4 separate regions of the Homo sapiens genome follow, and all the other regions are linked to region 2. Evidence: chromatin contacts called from ENCODE Hi-C data. All regions are on one chromosome and are shown on one strand. Each heading gives the region's core, a stretch centred on a gene start or an enhancer-like site at or near the end of the contact. The rest is flanking DNA. Distances are from core to core; before and after follow the strand shown.

Region 1 (5,547 bases), core at 1,197-3,696, 660 kb after region 2:
GGCTGAGGCAGGAGAATCGCTTGAACCCGGGATGGAGAGGTTGCAGTGAGCCTGGTGACAGAGCAAGACTCTGTCTCAAAAAAAAAAAAAATTAAAACCTGAATTAACTGATTAGTAACTTTATATTGATTATCTTTATATTGAAATGATATTTTTGACACATTGGATTAAATAAATGATATTATTCCAATTAATTTGCCTATTTCTACCTTTTTAAATGTATCTTCTAGAAAACTGAAATTTACAATGTGGAGTTCACATTTGGGGCTCATTTTATCTACTGGACAGCAATGCCTGAAAACAACTCTATGATTTGGTCTAATTTTCTGGCCTTGTTTTCATCACTTTAGCCTAGTCTCTCCTGTCCCTTTACTTCCAGAATTTCACATTAGTCCCCTAAAGACTTCTAGATCTTTTCCCACTTCTAATTTGTTCTGCACACCCTGGCCAAGTTTATCTGACAAAGACACTGCTTTTTTATCATGAAACACTCCTGCTCAAAAACTAACACCAGCTCCCAGGTCTATCCCATAAAGTCCAAACTCTTAATAACAAACTGATAATAACAGCTTACACTTTAAAAACTTTATGGTACACTTCATGTAATTCTCCAAACAACGTAGCACCTAGCATGCCAGATTCTAGGTTTTCTAACCAGGACAGAAATGACTGCAGCATTTGACAGAGCTGGAAGGTGGGGGGAAGCACCTTTGATCTGAAAGGTTACAAAAATGGCACAAAGTATCTAAACAGCAGTTCCATTCACTTCTGATAGTTTATACAACACCTCACAATCAGCCAAAGAGCAATAACATCTGTGAATCTATGAGCTGAACTATTTTTTACATCAGTGGAGAGAAAAAAATAATAAAGTTGAGAAAAGAAACTGTTACATTTGCATCTCAGAAAACACAAACCGGAAATCCAACCAGAAAGGTTTAGGTGAAATAGTGCCCTTTGTTCATCTATTGTAGGTCCAAGGTTAAATATATATATATATACACATACATAAAAGTAGCTTTGTCATAAACTGGGTATTAAAAGTGGGAAATGGGGAAAACCGCAATTACTTTTGCACCAACCTAATAAATTTGAATTATGCTGATTTGAGAGACTGTCATATAACAATAACTAAAATATCATCTCAAAATTTGAAAAAATGAATTAAAAATCCATCAGCAGTTATACAATCCAAAGCTGGCAGAGCTCCTGCTTCATAAACCGTATTGACAGTAATTCCGCATGGGAACATGTACAGTACTCAGCTTTTAAAAAGAGATTCTTTGTTAAGGTTTATCTCGAATTACGTGAGTTTTGAATTGTGCTATATCTTCAAGACGTTACCCCTTTCATAAACTACACTGCCCTACACACACTTTCATTTTTTTCAGCTGCGGATCGGATAGGTCTTGTTTAGATACTTTGTGCCATTTTTGTAACTTTTCAGATCAAAGGTGCTTCCCCCCACCTTCCAGCTCCGTCAAATGCTGCAGTCATTTCTGTCCTGGTTAGAAAACCTAGAATCTCGCATGCTAGGTGCTACGTTGTTTTTGCAAATTACTGTTTAGCAGTTATTTAGTGCACAGGTCTTGAAAGCAGACATGCAGACATTCTACCATTTACTGTTACTTTAGACAAATTGTTTAGCTTTGGAGCTTCAGTTGCCTCTTCTGTATATTGAGCACAATCGTATTTTCCACACAAGTTTTATAAGAATTCAAGATGACATACATAGTACGGCGCGCTTGGCAAGTAGTGAGGGTTCTCAACCGCTCGGCAATGGATAAGATAACTTGCTATCTCTCTGGCTGAGGCAGCCCCATTTCAGGAGCTTCTCTCAATGCGGCTTGAGGACTCGACAAAAGGGTGGGGCTTTGGAGTCTAACGCTCTCTGCTAAACTCTGTAAGTTTAATAGGCAGAGTTACACATGGCAAGGGGTCTGGGCGGGGTGGGAACTAGCGCGTCCTCCTGTCACCCTTGCGGCGGCCCCGACGCAGTTGCCGGACTGAAACCAGCAGATCTGGCCCCAGCCGCATTCCTTCTTCCCTCTCCCTCCCAGCTGGGCGGCTCCGGCAATGAAAACACCGCCACGTGGGCCTGCTGCCTTTGCGTCACGCGCCTTTGTCCAATGGAGAGCCGCGTTACGAAGCCAGGGGCGGGTCGCCAGCCGGGCGGGTCCGCCCACAGCTGCCACGGATTGGCCAAGGGGGGCGGTGCCCGCCAGCCGTGGCTTGGGCTCGTGGCCAATGGTGGCCGGAGGCAGGGGCCCCGCCCTATCAGGTGCTCTGGTCCTCGGGACCAGCTGGAGGGGCGAGAAGGGGCGGGGCGAAGCCGGGGACGCGGCGGGGACGGGGCGGGGTAGGGGCGGGGTGGGGACGGGGCGGGGTAGGGGCGGGGTGGGGACGGGGCGGGGTAGGGGCGGGGCAGGACCGGCGACCCGGCCCGTGGAGCCGGCGCGGGCGGGCTGCTGAGGTGGCTGTCGCCGGCTCCGAGCTGCGGCTTCCCGGGCCGAGCCCCCGATGGAGGCCGAGGCCGCGGACGCTCCCCCGGGCGGGGTTGAGTCGGCGCTCAGCTGCTTCTCTTTCAACCAGGACTGCACGTAAGCTGCGACTCGGCCCCTGCCAGGGAGGTGGGGGACAGAGTGTCAGGACCCAGGGGTGTCGTCCTGAGAGCAGCTTGTGGCTTCCGCCTCGAGGCGGCCTCGGCGGGAGGGCCGGTGTCTGCTTCGGACGCATTGGGATCTTGTTATCCCCGTACCCCTTCAGTGGGGTTTGCCGCACCCCCCACCCCACCCCACTCCCAGTGTCCTCCCAGAGCGACAAGGTTGGGCCAAGGGTGAAAGCAGGGAGTTCGCAAAGGGAGTGGTGGGGCTGCGGGGGCCACGGAATATGGGGGGAGCAGGGCGGTGGGAAAGCCAGTGACCAAAGTGGGTGTCTGGGGAAGAGAGACAGTGGCCAAAAGAAAGAGATGAGAAAGGAGAGGAAGTTGCAAGTTGACCCAGGACTCTGTAGTTGGGGCCCAGGAAGATGAGAGTACAGGAAAAACTTTCCCATTTGTCCTTGAGCATCTCAACGTGGCATCTGGGCAGGGCCTCGGACAAAGAGGCAGCCTATCCCTGCGGCCAGGCCAGCCCCTGTCCCATCCCCGACGCAGGGCATCGTGCCTGCCCGCTCTGGATGGAAGAAACCTTTGGATTTCTTTGGCTGTTTTCACATCGCCCACCCAGCCAGGCAGGATCTCCTTCTCGGAGTCCAAGACTCTTTTCCCGGGCGCAGACTGCTTTCTCTCCAGGAAACAGGAGCTCCACCCTGTTGTTTTTGAGTGGATTTTTAATGTTTTACTTCGATGTTCACATTTGGGCTTTGAGAGGGAGCTGGGCTGAAGTGTGTTTCAGGCATCTGCAGGATTCTGTGACTTACAGGCAAACGCCTGTTTCTTTCCCTATTTTCATGGAAGCGAGCCCTGGGGACCATATGGAATCATCTTTTTGGAATGTGCACCCTGAGCATCAGGCGGGGATGACCGATTCCCAGTTTCCCACTTCCTGCTGTACCAGTTTCTGTGCCTTGGCTGCTGGTGACTGAGCTACGCTAATATTGATCCTTCAGTGGTGTAATTAAGGCCATTATGTACCATTAGCCACCCTGGCTTCCATTCCCTTTATGTTTCTGTTTAAAAACACCCGGTGCTGAACAATATGCCTTTGTTTGAAAAACCCATATGTGTAATCATGTAATCGAGTAGCTCTACAGCTTGGTTATTTGAGTGACTTTCAAGTTTTTCTTGACCACAATCCACAATACGAAATATGTATTGCAACATCACCCAATACCCATAACACATACACTATTCACAAAATATCATGTGCAATTTTCTGTGTCCTTTTTTTCTAAGCTGCTTGTGACTCACTGAATTGCGTTTTAGGATCCACTCATGAGTTGAGACCTGCAGTTTATAAAAATGCTGGTATAGATAAAATCCTGATGTTCTGTAAGAAACATTTTGCAAGAGGGCATGGCTGTTGAAATGCCTGGGTGATGTTTTCCTTCCCAATTGAACACAAGTTAAGAAAGGGGGTTAGTTTGCTTGTAAGTAGTAAATGTTCTAAATTCTGCTTTGTAACATCATTAGATTTGACAAAAAAGGGTGTTAATTTATACTCTAGCCATTAAATAACGCAAAGTCCCAGCTTTCTACAGAAATTGAATAAGAATGTTATTTTCAAAACGGTAGGGTGCTTTGAAAGTTAATTTCCTTACTCCCTACTGTTAGTTTTATTTTCTTGGATGGAAGCTCTGCTGGGCAGCTTTGCCTTGCCTATAAATAAAAGTTCTTGTCACAGTCAGTTGCTTTGAGCCACAGAGGGTATGACATTGGATTTTAAAATAAGTCAAGCCCCTTACTGAATACATTTAGGTGTATTGCCATGTCTTTTTCTATAAATGTAGGCTGAATTTGGGATCCAGTATTTCCAAAGAAGGTAGGTGAAAACAGCAAACCCTTACCAGTCCCCTACGCTCATACTTCGTGATTGGTACTTGTGCTATACACTTTGGGTACTTTTTTTTTTTTTTTTTTTGAGACAGTCTTGCTCTGTCACCCAGGCTGGAGTGCAGTGGTGTGGTCTTGGCTCAGTGCAGCCTCTGCCTCCCAGGGTTCAAGCGATTCTCCTGTCTCAGCCTCTCAAGTAGCTAGGATTACAAACGTGTACCACCACACTCAGCTAATTTTTTGTATTTTTAGTAGAGACGGGGTTTTGCCACATTGCCCAGCTTGGTCTTGAACTCCTGACCTCAAGTGATCCACCCACCTCAGCCTCCCAAAATGCTGGGATTACAGATGTGACACACTATGCCCAGCCTACTTTGGGTACATTTTAAATTTGATTAATGATAAATATTTGTCCCAAGCTCTGTTTCCATGAGTGGTGATTAGAATTTTGTTTCTACAGAAAGACTTTATGGATGAAATAAGGTCTAAGTCTAAATTCCTTGATTCAGAGTCTTTTGTGGCCATTGATCAATCACGTAAAACATCACATAAAACATCACTCTGTGATTTTCTCATATGTAGAATTCTTCTGGTCCAGGAGCAGGGCTTATGTTTGAAAATTACTTTAAATTGCTGTCACTTTGCATTAATGTTATAAGACTCTAGTTACAGTATTTCTTTCCTTACTTGCAAACTTTACAAACCTCATTTCGCAGCCAAACACATCTATATTTATGTGAAAAAGTTTATGTGAAGAAAGTTTAAAAACAATAACACTACAAAATACATTTTGAAGTTTTAAGATGCTCTGGGCTTACTTTTCCAGTTGCTGTTTGTCATCATGAATACCTCAGTCTAGGTACTAAATGCCAGTTCTAAGTGCACAGCTGCAAATGTCTAACCCACCAGTTTAGCTACTTAGCAGGTTGGAGGGCTGCGAGACGTCACCAGCTACCTTGTGGATTAAAAGTTTACTGTAGTTGCCCTATCCCTGTGTCCCAGGGAAGAACAAATGTCTGGGTAGGGAAAAAAAATTCCAGGGAAAATCATGTGAC
Region 2 (5,327 bases), core at 1,417-3,916:
TTAACAAAGAGAAAGTCATCAACAGTGACTCATAATCCACTGTAAGAATGGAAAAGTATTTGTTGTATTTTATAATTAGGAGGTCACTAATGATTTCATTATGAAGTGGTTCACTGGAGTGGTGAGTTCAGAAATCAGAGTGCAATTGAAGAGGAATTAAAGGTCAGGAAGTGAAAATGGCAAGTTTACAATGGCAAGTTTATTTTGAGAATTTTGTACAATACAGGGAGGAGAGAAATTAAATTGTGTCCAAAGTAGAGGTGAGTTCAAAGAGGAACTATTAGAGAGAACACTATAAAAGATGCAGGTGACAGAGTGTCTGACTCATAAACTAATAAGCAAGACTTGGAGACGATGCAGGATGCCAGTTCAAGACCCTAGGTAAATGAGCTGATCTTGAACAGGGGGAAGAACCAACTGTTCTAAAGCTAGAGGAAGAAAGTGAGGATAATTACACAGCATTCTACTTTTCTAGGCAAAATACTAGTAGTTTAATTGTAACTTGAGAGAGACTCCTCTATTTTCTACCTCAGGGGAAATAAGTAATCAAAAATAGGGTTTTTTCTTTCTGAATAGACTGTTTATGCCATCCCTTATTTCACATAAAGTGGTTGGCTGCAGTTATCACTATGACTAGGGCTATAAATGGCCCGTGCTATTTTCACTTCTGTGTTGGCTAAGTAAGCACCCTTTTTGTTATTTCAGAATCAGAAATGTTAAGAAGGAATATAAAGGAAAATCTGGAAAAGTGGAAGCATTGAAAGGTAAAGAAAAACATTGAAAAATTTCATTCTTTCACTTCTTTCTTTATTATAAAAAAGGGAAACATTCAATGTGAAAAAATTTGAAATATGTAGATAAGCAAAAGAAAAAAGAATATAAATAACGCTATCACTTGGACATTAATCATGATTAAGAATATGCTGTAAAATTCTTCCAGATATTTCATGAATCTATTAATTTATAACAGTGGTATCATACAATGAAAGATGTAATTTCTCTTTGTTTTTAAAGATTAATCTGCTATGAACAATATTTTATATATTGTCACTGTGAGGAAAGAACATCTAGACTGAAATCTGATAAAGGTTTTATACTAGCCGGTGAATTTACATAGTTTATATGTACTGGTGAGGTTAACTAAAGCAAGATGAGTAAAACCATTGACTATGAATTAAATTTCACAAGTCAATATCCTATAACAAACCTAAGTTATAATTTGAAATGAAAAAACACATTTTGATACAAAATATTCTAACATACAGTTTTCTATAACAGACATTTAAGCAAACATCAAAGTGAGTAGCTAGATTTCATGGAGGACTATTTACTTTTATTAAAAATAATTTTTAGGAGGGATAAAAATGATTTTTATAAAAGACAGAAGCCTTAAAAGCTGAAAAAGAAGAGCCATGAACCTTCCAGAAGTGTAGAGTTCTCCGACCATTGTGTTTATATTGCGTGTATTTTCTAATAAATACAGCATCCTCTAATTCAGTCTTATTCATTGCTTTTAGATTAGGTCTTTGAGAATTTAATGTATTTGTATGAGCAATTTTATTCTCTCTCTAGGTTTCTCTCATCAAATACCATCTAGAGCTGTGATTTCTTTCTTTAATGTTAGCTCAGGAGATACTGAAATAATTTTAAATTGATTACTTAAAGTTTTGGAGCACATTTTGAACTACCTTTGTACTCATCAAGTCATGAACTTCTTTTTGTCTAAACAAAAAACTTCTTTAAGAATTTTGTTCATTTTAAAAATAGCAGCACCTTAAAAAATTAAAAGCATTGGACATCAACACATTAAAAATATGATTATGAATTCAAACCAAGTATAGCTGCTCTTTGGGAAATCAGGGAAGAAGTTGCAATCCCTTAGCCTCCTCTTCCTTCCTCATGGAGTTAGTTTCTGGAGCACATCTGCAACACCTTTGGGACACACTTTTGAAATCTTTTATCTATGGCCTACTTTTCAGAAGCTAAGTACCATTCCATTATATGGATACCACGACTAACTTATTAACACACCAATGTATGAGATTCAATTTGTTTCCAATTTTTAGTGTAATAAAAAATACTAGAATGAACAGCCTTGTTCAATCTTTGTAAATGTCATAAATTGTTTCTTGAATATAAATTTCTAGAAGCAGAATTATTCAAAGGAAGCATACTTTCAAGATTCTTGATTCATATTTCAAATTATTTCCCTCTAAAATCATAAAAAGTCATACTCCCACAAGCAATACATAATGAATAATAATGACAACGACAACAATAGCAATAAACACTTAGATTTCATTGAGGATTTGGTGTGTGCGGGAAACTATGCTAAGTGATTTACATGTACCATTTTACATTTAGGCCTGTGAAAGACATGTTAATATATCTCTCACTTTGCAGATGACGAAACTGAGGCTTCTATTTAATTTTTCCAGTTACTGTGGGTCAGTCCCAACAGCCAGTATCACTTCCCTCTTACCCTGGAAAACACCGTATACTTTGCATTTAAAAATTACAGGCCAGGCATGGTGGCTCACATCTGTAAATCCCGAAGTGGGTGTATTGCTTAAACTCAGGAGTTTGAAACCAGCCTGGGCAACATGGCAAAACCCTGTCTCTACTAAAAATACAAAAATTAGCCAAGTGTGGTGGCGTGGGCCAATAGTCTCAGCTACAGGGAGCTGACGTGGGAGAATTGCTTAAGCGTGGGAGATTGAGGCTGCAGTGAGCTGTGATTGCTCCACTGCACTCCAGTCTAGGTGGCAGAATGAGATCCTGTAACAAAAAAAAAAAATTACAAACATAAAATTTGTTAATGTATTTGTTTAGTTGTCCCAATATTATTTATTAAATAAACCATCTTTCTAATACATTTGAAAGGTCATTTTATTAATCTTTATTTTTATATTTTCTTTGGTCCATATTAGACTTCTGTTCTGTTCCATTGGTCACTATATCCTGCACCAGTAACATATTATTTTAATTATTATAGTTCTGTCACATATTATTTTGGCAATTAGGAAAATATTGATCATTGTGTATTTTAAAGTATTGAAATGCTGAGAAATATGCCACTAAACTAAATAGCCTTGTTCTATGTTGGGACCAGGCCTGTCTAATGCCTTTCTGTTTATACTGTTAATAATTTGTTAACAATTTGTTCTAAAAATAGGCTTGCTCTTTGACATATATGAAGGTCAAATCACGGCAATCCTGGGTCACAGTGGAGCTGGCAAATCTTCACTGCTAAATATTCTTAATGGATTGTCTGTTCCAACAGAAGGTGAGTAAAAAGAAATTTCTCAAAGGCAAGATGTCTTATAATAGAATGAGGTCAAGCATATGCCTCTCATTTTAAATTTTAAATTTGATGGCTTAAGAGAAATAATGTTTATCTAAAGTTGTTTCCAAGAGCTACATAATTTTGAATATACTTCATATTTCTGCAATTTTATAAAAATTATTATCTTTATTCCATTGTGTGATATTTCAGGGTAGATGTGCAGTTCTATAAGCATATGTTTGTAACAAGAATAATTAGTAGTTCACAAATTGTGTTCACATATATGCAGTTCTATAAGCATATATTTATGTCAAGAATAGTAGTTCACAAATCATTTTAGACATTTGTGAACATATGCCAATATTTTCTTAAATGAGATCTATGAATATTAATAGAATGTATTATCTTGCCAATTTTATTTTTAACTTCTATTCTTAGGATCAGTTACCATCTATAATAAAAATCTCTCTGAAATGCAAGACTTGGAGGAAATCAGAAAGATAACTGGCGTCTGTCCTCAATTCAATGTTCAATTTGACATACTCACCGTGAAGGAAAACCTCAGCCTGTTTGCTAAAATAAAAGGGATTCATCTAAAGGAAGTGGAACAAGAGGTAGGAGGGCATGCTTGGATTAACTGACCTGCCAACCACTTACCAAATTAAATCATGACCACAGAATTCTCTTCAATGATTTATTTGCCCTGTTATGAATAAAATTTAGGCAAAGAGGTCCCATAACAAATATCGACTGCTTTAATGAGTGGTTAAAATTGCATAATATGAATCATTTTGGATTTTATTTTTATTTTTTATTATACTTTAAGTTAGGGTACATGTGCACAACGTGCAGGTTAGTTACATATGTATACATGTGCCATGTTGGTGTGCTGCACCCAGTAACTCGTCATTTAACATTAGGTATATCTCCTAATGCTATCCCTCTCCCCTCCCCCCACCCCACAACAGGCCCCCATGTGTGATGTTCCCCTTCCTGTGTCCATGTGTTCTCATTGTTCAATTCCCACCTATGAGTGAGAACATGCGGTGTTTGGTTTTTTGTCCTTGCGATAGTTTGCTGAGAATGATGGTTTCCAGCTTCATCCATGTCCCTACAAAGGACATGAACTCATCATTTTTTATGGGCTGCATAGTATTCCATGGTATATATGTGCCACATTTTCTTAATCCAGTCTATCATTGTTGGACATTTGGGTTGTTTTCAAGTGTTGCTATTGTGAATAGTGCCACAATAAACATACGTGTGCATGTGTCTTTATAGCAGCATGATTTATAATCCTTTGGGTATATACCCAGTAATGGGATGGCTGGGTCAAATGGTATTTCTAGTTCTAGATCCCTGAGGAGTTGCCACACTGACTTGCACAATGGTTGAACTAGTTTACAGTCCCACCAACAGTGTAAAAATGTTCCTATTTCTCCACATCCTCTCCAGCACCTGTTGTTTCCTGACTTTTTAATGATCGCCATACTAACTGGTGTGAGGTGATATCTCATTGTGGTTTTGATTTGCATTTCTCTGATGGCCAGTGATGATGAGCATTTTTTCATGTGTCTTTTGGCTGCATAAATGTCTTCTTCATTTTGGATTTTAAAAGTTGCGTATTTTCTCATATAGGTACAACGAATATTATTGGAATTGGACATGCAAAACATTCAAGATAACCTTGCTAAACATTTAAGTGAAGGACAGAAAAGAAAGCTGACTTTTGGGATTACCATTTTAGGAGATCCTCAAGTAAGTGAGATTATGCATGGGGAAGGAAGCAGGTCGAATGTCTGCAAAATGTCAAGTTCTTTTACCACTAAAAGTGGTAGAGCTTTCATTGTAATGCATCAAGAGAGAACCTGCTATGTTTAACTATAAATAGAAGTATATTGGAGAAAAATGGCTGGATGGTTATTATTTTATGGTATTTATTGTTTTTCATGCTATCTTCTGGATACAGTTAATGTGAAAGAGAGACATATTTTATATATCTTCATTCTCTGTAGATTTTGCTTTTAGATGAACCAACTAC
Region 3 (5,615 bases), core at 1,648-4,147, 820 kb after region 2:
AACACGAAGACTTGAAGGACTATAAACGTGGACAGAGAACAGGCAGGCCAACTTTACACAAAGGAATCTGTTCTCATGCAAATGACCCTATGCAAGAGGGCTAAAAGAGGGAGCCTTGGGGACAGCTCTGAAGAGCCAACTTTTTCCCCAAGAAGATGTTGGGGGTCTTCTTAAGGGCATCATGATGGTCTTGCCCACTGTAAAGGAAAGCCGAGAGGGGGCTCTGCCTGCCACTTGGGATCAGGCAGACACAACAGGAGAGGCTAAGAGGGGAGCTGAGCCCTTCACTTGATTTCCTGATTTTTCTGGTCCTGTACTCCAGACTCCAAAGGTTCTTTTGTTCTTATTTAGAACTAAACAGAGTTAGTTTTGTTTGGGGGCAAGGGGGCGTTGATTAGCATGGCAATGCAGTGCTTTCTCTGGAGAAGTTAAAAAAGCAGGGGTTTTCACGCTTGGTCTCACTAGGATTGAGGGAACAAGGTGAAGCCAGCCTCTAACTAGGGTGGGCAAAAGTCATGTTGCGTGACTTTTTTGTGACTAGCAAGGCTGTGCGTAGGTTGGGTTTCCAGCTACCTCTCCATTATTCAAACACAGATGGCAAATGTCATCTTTGGATGAGCTCTAGTGGTAAAAAGTGCTAGTGTGTATCTATAAACATGGTGTAACCTTAGGTCAATCCCTCCAGTGCTCAGTGCCTCCACTTTCCTCATCTGTAAAATGGGAATAATGAGTGTCAACTACAGAAGGTTACTGATGCGGTTAACATTGCATTACATGTATGGCACTTAATGCAGTGTTGAGGACAAAGCAAACATTTAAAAAAGATTAATATTAATAAAATATAAGAATAGTAACACATTAGTAACAAAAATCTATTATTATTATTATTATTATTATTAGAATCATGCTCCCCAAAAGCCAGGTTTCACTTGCTCAAACATTCAGATGTGATTTTTCCAATCATTCATTCACTCCTGAGGATTTAGGTATAATTTGAGTCATTTTTTAAATCAAGAGACTGAAGTACAGAGATTTTATGTGACTTGCTTCGAGTCACTCAGGTATAAATGGCTGGCTGCACCTTTAGGTTCCTAAGACATACAGAATATGCTGTCATATTGCACATGATATTTCCATATAGAGTACAGTAACAGGTCCTAAGTATTAAAGTGTAAGATCCTAAATATCAAAGATTATCTTACAGGCAGCCCTGCATTAGCATGAAGTGTTCAAATCAGTTTCTAAATATCATTATATATGGATCCTTTGAAGAACAACTCAAAAAAGGGCTCTCTCTCACAGGGAGTGTGTTGGAGTCAGCAATTAATTGGCCTTGGTAAAGCATAAATCGTAACAGCAGCAAGAGCTAATGGGTACTGAGGCCTTACCAAATGCCAGTCACTGCGATCCGCACTTTACAAGTACCATAAATTAAACCCTCCAATTCTGGGAATACCACCTCCATCCCCATTTTACAGATCTGGAGAAATTAACGCTCTACGAGGTTAAATTACGCCTACAAGGTTGCAAAGCTGCTCAGCGGCCCCTTGGCTGTACACTACTGGCCATACAAGGCACCCTGTACCAACGAATCTTCTCCCCACTTACACAACCAGAACTTGTCAACGGCAAAGGATGGCATTTAACTCAGGAGAGCCTATCCCAAAATGGTGAGAGAACTCAGCGAGCAAGGAAGGATTTTTATTAAAATTCAGATCGCCGACTCCTCCCGGTGGCGACCCTCCGTGCATGCACTCCCAAACTAGGCTCTCTTGAGTTTCTGACATCAGAACCACATTCTCCGAACCCCAATGAAGGCAGCAGCCGGCGCCAAAGTCTGCATACGAATGCAAATAACATGGCCTTTGCTTCCGAGCAGTTTCCAAATTTGCCCTCGGGATGTGAGGTAGAGACCAAGAAGCTAAGTTTGCGCCCCCGCAGGCTCTGAAATGTCTAGGATCTGACACATGCTTTGTCCCCATGAGGAGCTCCTGAGATTTCGCGTGCATCATCCGCTTAGTTCACGGTGACCTTGGGGTCGGGGACTACGGGATGAGGGGCACGGACTGTCTAAACCTCCAGGTCCCTTACAGAGGGCTCCCCGCGGGTATGGGAGCCATGCACCTGTGCCGACGCCGCCACTGCCTGGAGGGTGCGCGCGCGCCCCGGGCCGGGGATGCTGACTCAGCCCGGCTGCTCACATTCCTTTCGCGCAACGCGGATGCTGTTGCTGCCGCTGCTGCCGGTGCAGCAAAGTGGGGGAAGCAAGGCACCCGCAGCGGCCCGGCCGCTCGCTCCCTGGGGCCCACTGCGACACTCCCTCCCCACTGCCGGAAGGGGAACTGTGGGGGTGCGCGAGTTGACGAAACTGGGGGAAGTGGGCGCTGCAGGAGGAACTCAGGCGCCGCGCGCGCAGCTCACACCCAAACTGGAAGGAACCTGTTCTGCCCGGGGCGGGCGCGAAGCCGCCGCAGCCGCGAGCGCCGCGCGGGATCAGCCCCGGCGCGCGCGTGTTCCCCCTCGCCGCTAAATCCCTAAATCCTCAGGGCGCGGGCGGGACTGGGCGGTGGGCGCGCCGGGAAGGCGCCCGGGGGTGGGGACGGGGACCCGCGCGCTCGCGCCTGGCCGAGGTGCTCCGAGACAGGATGCAGGCACCCCCAACACCCTGCACGCTCGCGCTCCTACTAGCGTTGCAGCAAAGCTCCGGGGTCTGGGCGGGTCACGCGCGCAGAGGCGCACCCGGGTTGGGAGATCGGGGCGTTGTGCCAAGGACCCCGGCGGCGCTGGCGGGGGCGGCCCGGCCCCGGACCGCGACGCGGTTACCTTTCGTGACCCCCAGCCCAGGCGGCAGGCTGGCGGGCGCGCGACCGGCGCGGCTCAGGTCCACGTGGGACGGCGCGCGCGCGCCAGGCAGGCCCCCTCCTTGGCTGCGCTCAGCGCTCGCAGCACATGGTCGGCGGCGGCGCGCCCCCGAGGCCGGCGGAGACCGGCTGCAGCCGGTATAGGATAAGAGCTAGGCAGCGACGCGGGGCCGGGGCGCGGGCGGCAGCACGCACGGCCCGGGTCGCAGGCGGCCGGGGTGGGGGGCGGGGGGAGGGTGTGGCTCGGGTGCCCGAGTCGCGGGAGTGGGTGGAGGGCCCGGGCGCTCGGGCCTCACCAGCCCGAGCCAACTTGCGCTAGAGTCGGGCCCGCCCCCTAAGGGGTTAATCCTTTTCTCATGTTACCGAGCGGCTTATAAGGAGGGGGAGGCCAAGCCTCCGCCTTATTGGGAGCCTTTGGGGGTTTATTCTCTTCCCTTCTAACTTGGTGAGTTGGTTTATTATTTTACATGTTTAAAAGTTTGATTGTGGGATGTGGGTTGTTTTTTAAAAAATATGTGTTGGGGCCTTTTTTTGTGATGGGAGGCGGAGGAGACCACTGAACATCTTCACATTTTGGAGAGGTTATTCCCAAAAATATTCGCTCTGACAGTTAGGAATGCCCAGGGCCACCGGGATGACGCGCTCGCGCCGGTGTGGGTAGCTGAGAGTTGAATGTCCGTGACCCTGGTACAGTTGGGTCCCGGAAGATACCTAAAGGCACGCCTGGCCTTTGAGTGCCCCCTGCCCCGGGTTGGGGGCTCCGGGACGTCGGAAGAGTCGGGGGCTCCAGGCTCAGCCCCTCCGCGGATTTTCCGCATGAAGTTGCCTGCGCGTCGCAGGAGCGAAATGTCAGAGGTACCTTCCTACCCCAGGCTGGCGCGCGCACGCAGGCCGGGCACTGAGGCAGCGCGAGGGAAAGTGGGGCTCCCTGCCTCCCCCGACCCCCAAACACAGCACTCCCTGCGGCGGCCACCGTTTGTCCCCAGCGGGAAGCCGGGGATTTCCCGGCAGAGCGCGGGTCCTCCACCTGGACTGTCAGAACTGTCAGCGGCTGACGGCCGGTCCCGCGCAACTTCAAGGTTCCCGGGCTGCCAACCGCAGGAAAGCGCTGGTGTCGCCAAGCAGTTCCGTAGCAAGGGAAGATGGTTTTGCAGAGGAAATGGGTTATTTCCTTCTAGGTTGTTGTCGTCTTTTCTTTTTATTCCCCCCACCCTAGCAAGACAGGTCATAGAAGTTTGTTAGGTGGCGTATATAAAATGTCACCAAACATGGGGGGCGTCAGTCTTAGAAAAAGCTCCCCGGAGCCAACTGGGGAAGAGCAATTACAACTTGTCAACCTGGAAGCCGGTTTTGTTTGCACGGTTAGACACTCCGTGCCAGCTCCTTCTCGCAGGAGATGGTTTCTACCCCGGGAATGAGATTTCTCAGTGATCTGATTGTTTTTGCAAATCATGGTAAGATAGGTGTCTTGCTTGTAAAAAAGATGCCAAGTGCTTATGCTGAAATCTCTAAACCATGCATCTCCCCATGTCCCAAGCACCGTTATGTGGCATTTTTGGGGTCAACAATACATCCGGCCAGATGATATAATAGAAACCCCTCTTCTCATAATTAAGGGAAGAGTGTCCAAAATAGGAACTTACAGTGTGTAAATAAACAATGCAGCCAAGTGGAAAAGCTCCTTCCAGTGTAATGAGTACCACTAACCCTGAGTTTTCCTTCTGTGGTTTCCGAAAAAGGACTTTCCTCAGTGGAACTCCTGAGGAGGACACTTAAATTAGGGGCTCAGGTTTCAACACCATAGTCTTGTAAAATGGTGACTCGGTTGTAGCCAGTGATTCAACATCGTGAGGCAGCTATCCAGGTTAGGTTTGGAAATTTTTTTTAAATAGAGAATGCAGATGAACTTTAGCCAAATACAGACTGGTTTTGACAACTTGGGCCAGAAACAACTTGTCAAAGCTGTTCTCCGGGCTACGCCTTTAAGAAGAAGAGAAATCCGCAGTGCTTTTGCTCGAGGTCTGCCTACAACAGTAGCCACCCCATTTCCATCCAGAGCCTGCGTTTTGAAACTTGCTCTTAGCTGACCCTGGAATAACACTCTGATGGTCTACAATAATACAATTTTTTTCATGCCCTCGGGCCAAATCTTCTCTCGACAAATTAAATCACAGTGAAACTCCCAAGGATAGCGGATTTCCAAGCCTTTGGCAAGATACCTACTTATTTATTTGTTTAGAGGCAGGGTCTCACTCCCATCATGGGAGTGCAGTAGCGTCATCTCTGCTCATTGCAGCCTCGACCTCCCGGGCTCAAGCGATCCTCCCACCTCATTTTTTAATTTTTTTGTAGAGACACAGCCTCACTATGTTGCCCGGGTTGGTCTCAAACTCCTGGGCTCAAGTAATCTGCCTGCTTCGGCCTCCCTAATTGCTGGGATTATAGGCATGAGCTACCGCACCCGGCCAATACTCATTTATTTAAGGGGACACTTAACCACATGCTACTAGGAAATCCTCCAAACTGCCCGTGGATTGTGTCATTGTACTTCCTCCAGAAGAACACTAGGGTGAAGGGAAGATGGCTGCCGGGAACCCCCATTCAGAATTGTCGAGTTTTGTAAGTTGGAAAAGGCTTGAGAGACTCCCCTGACAACCCATGCTTTACAGATGATAGAAGTTCTAGAAGTTCAGGATTCTGTGGTTTCCATAACTGTGCAGCCAGTTAATGGTACACAGAAATTAACAAATATGG
Region 4 (5,621 bases), core at 271-2,770, 870 kb after region 2:
CTTTGGGAGGCCAAGGCAGAAGGATTACTTGAGCCTAGGAGTCTGAAATCAGCTTCGACATCATGGCAAAACCCCATATCTACAAAAAAATTAGCCGGATGTGGTGATGTGCACTTGTAGTCCCAGCTACTTGGCAGGCTAAGATGGGAGGATCATCTGAGCCCAGGAGGTCGAGGCTGCAGTGGGCCGTGATCGTGCCACTGCAGTCCAGCCTGGGCAATAGAGACTCTGTCTCAAAAAATAATAATATGAATTAACTCATCAGTGCCACATGAAAAATACTCATCGTTTCTAATGTGACTCAAAGATCTTCAACATCAAATAAAAACAAAACTAATGTAAGCCCTATCATTTCTGCAATTTAACTGCAGGCTGAGAAACTACAGCTTAGCCACTGAAGTTTATGGCCTCAAAGTCATGTCACATTAGGGAAGACATCAGATGACTAATCAAAAGCCAGCCTCACAATGACAGGTTTCTTCCATTCACATCGTGTTCCTATATAGAGCTTTCATCCTTCCTCTTGAATGGGTCCGATGTTCCACCACGAGGCTTTTTGAATTAAGGAAAAAGTTGAACATCTCTGTCTGGATCATCTTTGTCATATTTTCTAATTATTTAGATTTTGCCAGTTTAATGATAGACGATTGATGGGAAAACTTAAGCTAATGTCTGTTCTGATTGAACCTATAAATTCTGGGGTTGAAGAGGCTGACTAAAATTCCAGACCAAATGTCTCTGTACTCAAAGCTCTGATATAAGCATAGGCTCATCCTCACTCCTACACAACTGGGCTGAAATCTGACTTCTACAGGACAAAATATAAAACAAGATGTACCTTCCTGTAGTCTACCTACCTTGATTAGGAAGGAAGGCTCCCATGGAAGCTTTTAACTTACAAGGACGGACATGTCTGGGCCTGGCTGGAAGAAAGTTGTGGAGTGTGACTTCATCTTAATATTAAAAAGGCAGTGTGAAAGGTCAGGAGGCCTCCTCTTGCCTCCCAAGCCTAATCTAGGGAAGCTGCGGGAGAAGATGGGCAGGGGGCGCAGAATTCGGTCACTGCAGTGGGCTGGAGGCCTAGGATGCTTTGGTCCCAAAACCAGAACATCACGGGCAAACGGGAAGGAGCTGGCCACCCTGGCTGGTTGCCTATAGCAACTCGCACTGTGGGCTCTGGTCCATGCAGACACAACCCAGTCTCCAGCTGGGAGTGGAGTGGGGGTTCCCCAGGGACTCTCGCTTCGCCTCTTCTTCCCCAGGAGCCTCGGGAAAGGCCTCCCTGGCTCCCTAGAGGCACCGACCCCGCGGACCCCGCGGCTTCCGCCACGTCCGCCCCTCCTACATCCTCATCCCGCTCCACCGACCGCGACCGGCCCCCGCCTCTACGACCCGGCTACCCTGCCTAGGGGCCCCGGCCCAGCTCTGACAGCACCCGCGAACCGCCCTGACCCGACAGGCCTCGATACCACCCACCCGCGGCAGCCCTCACGCGCATGCGCACCGCGTCCCTTCGCACTGCGCCACGCCACGCCCACTGGCGCCACGCCCCTTACGCCACGCGCCGCGCCGCTGCGTCGCGCACGCCCTGTGGGCCCCGCCCAACTCACGACCCACCCATGCCACGCCCCTGAGCGTGCGGCCGCCTGGGCAGGCGCAGAGCTGGAGTTCAGCGGCCGCGACCCGCCTCTTCCAGAATAGAGGGTAGCGAGGGGACTACAAGCCCCAGCTGTCCACCCCCGCAGTCGCCGATTCCTCGCTTGCGCTCGCGGCGGCTCCGCGGCCCGGTTCTCGAGAGCCACAGATGCGCCCGCGTCGCTGGGGTCTCCCGTGTGGGAACGTCCTCGGCAGGCCGCGGGTTTGAGAGGCATCGCCGGCGTGACGAATGCAACCAGCGTGGCCCCAAATGAGTCGGCGGCCGCCGCAGGTTGACGTAGAGCCGCAGCGCTCCCCGGGGCCGTCACCCTCAGCACTTTCCCTTCTTTATTTGTTGGGGGCCGCGGGGGCTGGAACCCAGAAGCGCAAGTGTGGGGCGCGTCCTCGTGGCGTCCCTGGCGCTCCGAGGCCGAAACCCGGATGCTGAGGGGAGGCCGTGAGCTCGGAAAGGCACCGCGGGGCCGGCATTAGGGCTGAGCTAGCTCTGTACCCTCTGGTGGGACTTTCGGTCTCTCTGGGCCTCGCCATTCTCTTTCTTTTTCTTGCTTTTTTTTTTTTTTTTTTTTTTTTGGAGACGGAGTCTTGCTCTGTTGCCCAGGCTGGAGTGCAGTGGGACAGTCTGGGCTCAGTGCAACCTTTGCCTCCTGGGTTCAAGCGATTTTCCCGCCTCAGCCTCCCCAGTAGCTGGAACTACAGGTGCCCGCTATCACGTCCGGCTAATTTTTGTTATTTTTAGTAGAGATGGGGTTTCACCATGTTGGCCAGGCTGGTCTCGAACTCCTGACCTCAAGTGATCCGCCCGCCTTGGCCTCCCAAAGTGCTGGGATTACAGGCGTGGGCCACCGCGCCCGGCTTTTTTTTTTTTAATACGGGTTTTCACCCTGTTACCCAGGCTGGTCTCGAACTCCTGCGCTCAGGTGATCCACCCCCCCGCACCCCGGTCTCCCACAGTGCTGGAATTACAGGCGTGAGCCACGGCGCCCGGCCTGTTATTTTGAAGTCAAGCTATTTTACCATCCTCTGGATTTTCGTCATCCTAATTCTCCTTCCCAGTCTCAAGGAAAGACAGGCACATTTTCTTGATGACTTCAGCATTTGTAACCCCTTGTTGGCTCTCCTTAGAGGACATTAACTCTGAACCTTTCAACTTCGAGGATCTCTTTAGCCCTTCCTTATTTGTTCACTCTCCTGGATCATGAATTCTCCAAATTTGTCCTTTGAACCCAGTGCCCATATCCACCCTCACCTGAACCCATTCTTGAATAAAATGCATTCCTACCATGACTGTTCTCAAAGTTTGAAGTTGAGAATACCGATGCGCCACTCCTGCTTCAATGCTTGAGAAGTCGTGGGCTTTCTTCCATGTGCCTTTTGACTGGGCGCCTATCTCCCGACAGCCTGAGGTGGTGTAGCATAGGGGCGAAGGTGGTCTGTGCTTGAATCCCAAAACCCTCACTAGCGTGGGACCTGTGTCAACTACTTGACCTCTTTTGTAAAACGGAGACAATTACAGCACATCTTTTTTTATTATTATTACTTGACACGAAGTCTCGCTCTGTCATCCAGACTGGAGTGCAGTGGTGCGATCTCGGCTCACTGCAACTTATGCTTCCTGGGTTCAAGCGATTCTCGTGCCTCAGTCTACAGAGTAGCTGGGACTACAGGCACACACCACCACGCCCGGCTAATTTTTTTTTTTTTTTTTTTTTTTGTATTTTTAGTAGAGACAGGGTTTCGTCATGTTAGCCAATTTTTGTATTTTTAGTAGAGACGGGGTTTCACCATGTTGGCCAGGCTGGTCTTGAACTCCTGACCTCAGGTGATCCACCTACTTCGGCCTCCCAAAGTGCAGGGATTACAGGCGTGAGCCACCGCGCCCCACCTACAGCACATCTTAACAGAATTTTAGGGATCAAATGAGTTCCTTTGGATACTGTGCCTGTTTTTGACTGAACAGCTGTCTTCTGACATCCTGAGTGGCTTCTTTAGCTTAGTTGTCACCTCTTCTATAGCCTCATCCTGCCTCATGACAAAACTTTACTTCTGCCTGTTCATTGCCTTGTGTGTACATAATAATACTGCAGTTGTCCTTGTCACAATGATTGTAACCTATTTCTTACATGTCACCCTTACTCAACTGCGAGATGCTTGAGGGTAAAGACTCTCTATACGAGGTGTCTGAAGCATAAAAGGTATTCACTAGATTTTCAGTCAGTTTTTTGGTATTCATTAAAAAGAACTTCATTTTGCGTTTAAACTGTTTAAATTTCTAAATCATGAACTTTGTACTTGCTCACAAATTTTAGGATAGCATTATTTCTGCATGGTCTAATATTTATTTTCTTAAATAACTGACCAGGCATGGTGTCTCATGCCTATGATCCCAGCACTTTGGGAGGCTGAGACAGGAGAAAGGAGAATCACTTGAGCCTAGGACTTCCAGACCAGCCTGGTCAACATAGGGAGACCCCATCTCTAAAAAAAAAGAAAAAAGAAAAAAAAAAAGCCAGGTGTAGTGACACATGCCTGTAGTCTCAGCTACTTGGGAGGCAGAGGTGGGAGGATGGGTTGAGCCTAGGAGATCGAGGCTGCAGTCAGCTGTGATTCACAGCACTTCAGCCTGGGCAACAGAGTGAGACCCTGTTCAAAAAAATAAACAAATAAACACCTTAGTGCTTCGGGGGGGTTAGGTTTTTTTTTTTTTTTACATTAGAAGGAAAAGACACTTTCTCTTACTAAGGTATTTTTGCCTGTTAACTAATATGCAGTTGCAGAATGAACCATAGTCTGTCTGCATTTCAAAGAGCACTACAAGTTCTGATATTTAAAATGAGTGTATATGCCAGTGGCCCAAGGTTGGAGAAGAAAGTTGGTAACAAATTGGAAGGTGGCAGAAAGCAGGAAAGAAATGTAACATATATGGCAGATGAAGGGTTTTAAAATAGCTTTTACAAATCAGCACAGAAAAGATAAACACCATGACATAAAAATGAGCAAAAAATATGAACCATATAACCCGAATGGTCCATTAACATCCATGTGTTCAACTTTACTGAACACATGAATGAAATAAAATAAAAAACACTAATAATTTTTTCTTACCTGCTAATTTGGCCAAGCTGTTTGTTTTGAAATAATTTCTAGCTAAAAGAAAAGTGGCAAAAGTAGTATAAAGAATCCCTGCATTCTCTTCACCCAGATTCCCCAGTACTTAACATTTTACCTCATTTCTTTATCATTCTCATCCTTTTTGTGTCTTTATCTCTGTCTCTATATGAAAATATACATTGTTTTCCTGAACCATTTGAGAGTAAATTACAGGCTGGGCGAGGTGGCTCATGCCTGTAATCCCAGCACTTTGGGAGGCTGAGGTGGGTTGATCACTTGAGGTCAGGAGTTTGAGACCAGCCAGGCCAAAACGGTGAAACCCCGTCTCTACTAAATATACAAAAATTAGTGGGTCATGGTGTTGCATGCCTGTAATCCCAGCTACTTGGGAGGCTGAGGCAGGAGAATTGCTTGAACCCAGGAGGCGGAGGTTGCAGTGAGCTGAGATGACATCACTGCACTCCAGCCTGGGCAACAGAGCAAGACTGTCTCCAAAAAAAAGTAAATTGTAGACATGATGCCCTGCACTCCAAAATATCTCAGAGTATATTCCCAAAAATCAAGCACAGTTCATAAGTAGCCACAGTACAACTAAAACATGAGTCCATACTGACATTTTCAATACCAGTCCAGCCTGACACCACAGAGTTCATTCATTCTAGCCTTCCATTTTTCCATATGTATGATGTCCTTTGCCAGTAGAGAGAAACCTGGCTCCTGTTATTCACAATTTATTTATTTGCTCTGTACTAGAATATGTACTAAAAATAATTTCAGAATTCCTAATCCATAGCACTGCAGGAAAACAATTCTACCAATTAGTATTTATTTAAGGTTCTTTATAGCCAGAAGATATA

The links. A loop is a pair of places that touch in the nucleus more often than their neighbours do. Pooled maps may share reads with other maps.
Region 1: a pooled map shows a loop between it and region 2 (7-fold over the local background). The contact joins the promoter of WIPI1 here to the enhancer-like site in region 2. A Hi-C loop is called at or near these places in 3 of 37 single-sample maps with no recorded cell type and 4 of 50 pooled maps.
Region 3: a map with no recorded cell type shows a loop between it and region 2 (7-fold over the local background). The contact joins the promoter of ARSG here to the enhancer-like site in region 2. A Hi-C loop is called at or near these places in 5 of 37 single-sample maps with no recorded cell type and 3 of 50 pooled maps.
Region 4: a loop to region 2 is called in a pooled map, with 5 times the contacts of the local background. The contact joins the promoter of AMZ2 here to the enhancer-like site in region 2. A Hi-C loop is called at or near these places in 3 of 37 single-sample maps with no recorded cell type and 4 of 50 pooled maps.

What each region holds. Positions count from the first base shown.
Region 1 is chr17:68,454,395-68,459,941 of GRCh38, reverse strand. WIPI1 (WD repeat domain, phosphoinositide interacting 1) reads left to right here and starts at 2,446. Exons shown (of 13, transcript NM_017983.7): 1 at 2,446-2,600. The coding sequence starts at 2,521. It also overlaps a transcript of PRKAR1A not described here. RefSeq lists silencers at 2,004-2,290, 2,027-2,706.
Region 2 is chr17:69,113,335-69,118,661 of GRCh38, reverse strand. ABCA6 (ATP binding cassette subfamily A member 6) reads left to right here. Exons shown (of 39, transcript NM_080284.3): 11 at 706-764; 12 at 3,176-3,286; 13 at 3,725-3,900; 14 at 4,925-5,044; 15 at 5,302-5,327. Among named protein-coding and RNA genes, the nearest start is that of MIR4524A, 16 kb to the right of the region's middle. RefSeq lists an enhancer at 410-599. Within about 2 kb of position 2,666, at least 6 of the 41 ENCODE cell types and tissues checked have a DNase peak (open chromatin) inside an H3K27ac peak, as active enhancers do.
Region 3 is chr17:68,288,777-68,294,391 of GRCh38, reverse strand. It overlaps ARSG (arylsulfatase G), which reads right to left and starts at 2,897. Exons shown (of 12, transcript NM_001267727.2): 1 at 2,824-2,897. It overlaps SLC16A6 (solute carrier family 16 member 6), which reads left to right and starts at 3,265. Exons shown (of 6, transcript NM_004694.5): 1 at 3,265-3,306. RefSeq lists an enhancer at 1,810-2,039 and silencers at 2,899-3,073, 2,440-3,129.
Region 4 is chr17:68,243,942-68,249,562 of GRCh38, reverse strand. AMZ2 (archaelysin family metallopeptidase 2) reads right to left here and starts at 1,520. Exons shown (of 7, transcript NM_016627.5): 1 at 858-1,520. RefSeq lists silencers at 35-84, 1,394-1,693 and enhancers at 1,908-2,453, 2,454-3,000.